2 separate regions of the Homo sapiens genome follow, and region 2 is linked to region 1. Evidence: chromatin contacts called from ENCODE Hi-C or POLR2A ChIA-PET data. All regions are on one chromosome and are shown on one strand. Each heading gives the region's core, a stretch centred on a gene start or an enhancer-like site at or near the end of the contact. The rest is flanking DNA. Distances are from core to core; before and after follow the strand shown.

Region 1 (2,706 bases), core at 116-2,615:
TTGGTGTGGATGGGAATGTGGACATCGATGTATGGCTTTTACATGCAATCTCTCCACAGGAACATTTGGTTTTATTTTCACTTAAAAATAAAAATGCAGACCACCAATGTTGTTTGGAAGCATTTTGCTGCAATCAGCTGTTTGAACAGCTCTGGGGCCATGTGCGGTGTGTTTAAAAAGTAGCGCTGCCTTCCATACAAATTAAAGGAAGACTGTGGCGGGGAAAGGAGGGGAAAAATATATATATATATACACACAGACATATATATGCGTATGTGTGAGTTTGTGAGTGTACACATACACACACACATATATATATGTACACACACACACATACATGCAGTACAGGGGAAAAGGAGGGAAAAGGCCAGGGCTGGAGATGGCGAAAGCAGGAGGACTTCTGCAAACTGTGAGCATGGAAGGCTTTTCTTCTCTTTTCTCCCCACTCCAAAGCCCTCGTCTTCTTTAAGAAAACCACCACTGCCTGGGGTGCTTCTTTTGGGAGGCTGGGGTTGGGGGTTGGTGCCATTAACCAGAGAGAAAAGGGGAAATAAAGCTTGGTTGGGGTTGCATTATGAGATTTTTTTTTCCCTTCCTTCATCTCCTGGCCTCGGATAAGATAAGGCTTGGGGGATGCACGAAATAATCCAAGTGATTGATTAGACCTGGCATGGCTTGGTTGGGCTGGAGAAAGATCGGGGCGCGCTGGAAACCCCGCGTGAAGATGAAATGACTGTAGCTCCGTGCTGCTCCTCCAAACTCGGGAGCGGTATCCATGCACCCCTTTCCCGTGTGTGTGGGTTACGACGTGGGTGGGAGTGGTGAGGCAAGCCGCAAAAGTGGGGTAGAGCTGGTGGTTTTGCTTCTTCGGAAGCCTTTGAGTGTGGCCTGGACCTTAGATGGGGGTGCAGGGCGGTTTGCCGCTGCCACCCTCGGCACCATCTCTGAACTGCCCGCTTTTCCGGAGGAGCGGAAAAGTTGGAAGCCGAAAAGACAGGCGCCCGGAGCCCTGGTCTAGGTATCAGGTGATCCGGAGCCCTAGTCGGTGCCCACTAAGAACACCCCTTCTCCCATCGGGGGTTCGGAGGAGTGTTAAGCCTGCGGGTCTGCCAGTCCCTAAGGTAGGGATGGGGGAGGGGTCTGAGGAATCCGTTCCAATAGGCACACCATCCCCACAGCCCTAGAAAAGGCAACCACCACCCGCTCCTTCCTCCCGCACCATCCCATCTCAAGGCTCTCTGCTGACCCGGGCCGATTTCATCTGGTCTCTTCTCCCCCGCTTCCCACCTCCCAATTCCCGCGCAGCTCGGCTCCGTTCCCTCCCACTCCCCTAGGCGGAACTGAAAGCGAAGATCAGCCAAGAGCACAGTCGGAGGCGGCAGAGACGGTGGCGGGTGAGCTAGGGGCTGTGAGACGAAGCAGGGAGAGAGTGAACTTCAGCCCCGTCCCCTCCCCACTGCCACGGCTGGGGCAACCCAACCCGCGCCTGAAGCGGCTTGGCTTGACCTGCGGAAGCGCGGGCCGGGATGGCGTGGGGAGAGGGAGGTAGGTGCCACTGGGCTGCAGATGACGAGTGGGTTGGGGGCTTGCTGTGGGACAAGAGGTTCAGGTTCCGGCCTGCGCCTTCCACTCCGCGGTGGCGCTCTCTGCCTGCGGTTTTCCAGGAGGCCGATCTACCCCAGGGACACTCTCATCCTTCAGGCGGTCTCCTGGACGCCCTTTCCTCCCCTTGCCTCCCAGCCTGACCTGGCTCTTTCGCCCCTCGGAGAACCGGTAGGTTGGGGTCCCTCGGCGGGGGTCTAGTGAGCCGAGTCGCGAGCTTTGCGCCCCCGGTATCTAGGCCCCGTGCCGCGCGCAAATCCGGGCCCAGGCGTACAGTTCTGGAGCCTAGTCGCCGCCAGACACAGGGCCCTTTGTACCCGGAGGAGCGGGAGCGGGAGCGGGGGCGTCAGGGCAACCCTTGCACCCCAGAGGCCTGCCTAGGACCACCCTGGGAACAAATGTCTCGCTCGGAAAACGAGGTGAACCCGGAGGATGTCCTACGCATCATACCCCTCCCCTTCTTGAGAAGGCTTTTTCTTTTTTTCTTTTTTTTTCCCGGTTTCCTTTTCTCTGGCTTCTTCCACACCTTACCGCAGGTGTGGGCCTCTTTTCATGTATGTGCGGCTGCTATCTCGGGGATGCAGGGGAAGGCGGTGTAGGAGGCAGCGTGGAAGGGTACTAGGAGGTGGCGGCGGGATTTTGGGCCTGGTGATGTGCCCGAGCTTGCAGCTAGCTGGGGCACTGGGCCCCCAAGTCACGAATTCAGCCCAGGGCTTGGGCGAGACTGCCCGGAGCAAGGACGGAGGATCCAGATTTACCATTTGGACCCAAATTAAGAAATTTGGGGTGGGGGTTGGGTAGGGGTTTTGAAACTAAGCAGGTGACGTCCTTGCGAGCTGAATCCACAAGGTGGTAGTATGGCTTATATTATTTTTATTTTATTATTTTATTTTATTTTTCTATTGTTCATTTTTTTTGTGTGTGGGGAGTGGGGGATGTTTTTTTCTCTGTGTACTCCAATCTTATGCTTTTTGAAGGCATCCATTGCCCGTAGGGTTTACATAAGACCGCGTTGCATTATATTTTCTTAAAAGTGGGGTGGTGTGCATAAGCTTCCATTTCAGAATCAGTCGCTCCTGTGATGTGAGGGAGGCAAAAGCAAAG
Region 2 (2,706 bases), core at 104-2,603, 900 kb after region 1:
CCCATCGGTCTCTCTGATTACTTACCAATACCATCACATTTCTGGGAGCTCATCCAGGATTGGAGATTTACTGTCTCCTTTGCCTGTGGGACTAGAGCCCCAGGGCCAGGGGAAACCCAGCATCCAAGGCATGCCATGAGGGAGCTTCACCCAGATGGAAACCAGCTCTCCCCTGATCCCAGTGCCCTGGCCACTAGTGTAATGGAACCAGGGATGGAGCTGCAGGATGATACCAGCACTTCATAAACCATGGTAAGGAGTAAGAGCCCAAGGCAGCAAAGCCCATCCCATAGGGACAAAGGGGAGCCTGATCACCTGTTGGGGACTGACAATTAATCAAAGCTAGAGCATCTGGGGACAGCAGGAATGGCCTGCCAACTTGGATGAACCTCATGTCCCCACTAACAAAATGAAAGTGGTTCATTGGAACTGAAAAAAAGGAGAAAATGGGCCGATAGAGTGGCAAGTGCAGCAAGGCAGAGCTTGCTGTCAGGGTGGCAAGAGTAGCTTGCTACTCCAACTGGGAGTGTGTGGGTGCATGTGAACCTGCCCAGGACACAAAAGAGGCTCATTTAGTCTGATGAGGAGTCCTGCGGTAGGAGTGGTGTGTGTATTTGTGTGAATGTGGGAGTCTAACTGCAGTCAACCAGGACAGAAGAGACTTGTTTCACCCAGTGAGGAGTCCTGGGGCAGGGGAGGTGTGTGAAAGTATGTTAAAGAGATGGTCTCAGGAGAGGCCAACATTGGCAATGATGTGGGGAGGCACAAGTCCTTTAGCACAGGCTGTGTGCTCTGAGGTGAGTGTGGGAAAATCAGACCTAGGACATTGCATACAGGTGATAGGACCAGATCTGCAGCCACAGCAGGCTCTAACAGGAGAATGCATGTTCCTGGCTAAGCAGCATCTGAAACTCCCATAATAGGACCCGGTCTGATGGACCAGAGAGTAAAAGTGACAGTGAAAGTGCGATGCAAGAGAGAAAATGGGAGAGCAAGTGTCAAAACCAACTCCTTTGGAGTGCATGATAAAGAATTTTGAAAAAGCGTTTAGAGATAATTATAGGATAAGACTGGATGTTCCAAAGTTAAGGATATACTGTGAATTAGACTAGCCTTCTTTCAATGTCAGATGGCTGGCTGAAGGCACTACAGAGAAATTGGTCGTGTTTTAAGGTGGTGACTAGGGTTGGAGGATAGCCAGGGCATTCAGACCTAGTCTTCATATAGACTCATGGCTAAATGAATGCAGCATTGCCTAGCAGCTTATTGTAGAATGCTCGCAGCTCACGTTGAGAGAAATCAGCTGCACTGGCAACTACAGAGTTAAAGGGAAAGTCACAGAGGCTTGTAGCACGCAGAGCCAAAAGTGAAAGTAAAAATCAGCTGCCCTGGAAGCTACGGAGACAAAAGAAAAGTCTCAAGAAAGAGAAAACCGGCTTTGCAAGAACTATAGGAGGGAACAGAGACCCCTCCTCCCTACATTCCAATCTACCCCCCTTTACCAAGGCTAACTGCCCCTAAGGAGCTAAATTCAAACAGATACATGCTCCTAGTCTCACTTGAGAAGGAGAAATCAGAGCTCGGGAAGTTGTGAAAGTTTCAAAAAGTCAGGCCATCTCAGTTCTGACCATGCCAATGTTATGCTCATGTCTCTTAAGAGGACAAGGGGACCCCCACTAGGACCCAGATGATGCAGTCCAGCTTCAACACCTACAAAGTGCCAAGAAGTACTTCTGCAAAGGCTAAATGATGGTAAAAGAAAAGGCAACCAATATAAAAAGCTCAGAGGTGCTCCAACATGGAGATAAAAGCATCAGCCAGTGTTATAAAAGATTTTTAACAGCTGGAACTAAGAAATAAAGTACAAGGAAGAAATTCTACAGCTCTTAAATGCCGTATGGGACCCAAAAGAGGTGGCAGTGATGCACTGAAAGGGGCACCAAAAAGCAAGAACACTAAAGGCCAAAGAAAATAGAAAGGCAGACAGGGCAAAGAAAGCTTCAATGACAACTCCACGTTCTAAAGAGAAAGACTTAGCTATGCCTCTCCTCCTGGAGATTCCCCTCCCAGAGATCCCAAGCTACACTCTAGATGAAAAGTTTTGGTTTGGTCAGGAAACAGGGAAATATATTAAAAGTGAACGGTGGCTGTTCTCTGATGGGAGGCTAGCTGCCCCAGAGACAATAGCCCCAGATTTGTAAAATAGTTCCACCAAAGAACACACATTAGAAGCATGATCCTAGAGACTTTGATAGGTTGACATTTCTATGTGTCACAGCTCTCTGCCATCATGCGTGCTGTCTGCAAACAACGTCTATCCTGTGCCTGAAATAATCCAAAACAAGGACCTACTTGGCCCCAGGAGTTCAGGAAACAGAAGCCAGGCCCTGTGAAAAACTGCTGATGGATTTCACAGAATTGCCCTGAAAGGGGGCTATCAGTACCTGTTGGTGTTCATTTGCACCTTTTCAGGATAAGTCGAGGCTTTCCTCACCTGGACAGTGAAGGCACTAGAAGTGACCAAGTTGTTGTTAAGAGACATTATTCCCAGATTTGGACTGCCTCTAACTATAAGATCAGAAAATGGACCAACATTTGTGGCTGAAATAGTTCAGAACTCAACTATTAAAAATAAAGTGGGAGAAGATGGCCGAATAGGAAGAACTCCAGTCTACAGCTCCCAGCATGAGCCATGCAGAAGACGGG

What was found. Hi-C counts contacts between places; a loop is a spot of excess contacts on that map. ChIA-PET counts read pairs that join two places held with the same protein, here RNA polymerase II (POLR2A). Pooled maps may share reads with other maps.
Region 2: a loop to region 1 is called in a map of endothelial cell of umbilical vein, with 8 times the contacts of the local background. The contact joins the enhancer-like site here to the promoter of NLGN4Y in region 1. A Hi-C loop is called at or near these places in 1 of 168 maps with a recorded cell type or tissue (endothelial cell of umbilical vein), 2 of 37 single-sample maps with no recorded cell type and 2 of 50 pooled maps. POLR2A ChIA-PET finds 5 or more read pairs at or near these places in 1 of 52 experiments (activated T-cell).

The regions. Positions count from the first base shown.
Region 1 is chrY:14,523,164-14,525,869 of GRCh38, forward strand. NLGN4Y (neuroligin 4 Y-linked) reads left to right here and starts at 1,366. Exons shown (of 7, transcript NM_001365588.1): 1 at 1,366-1,545.
Region 2 is chrY:15,423,423-15,426,128 of GRCh38, forward strand. No RefSeq gene overlaps it. Among named protein-coding and RNA genes, the nearest start is that of NLGN4Y-AS1, 620 kb to the left of the region's middle. Within about 2 kb of position 1,354, at least 4 of the 41 ENCODE cell types and tissues checked have a DNase peak (open chromatin) inside an H3K27ac peak, as active enhancers do.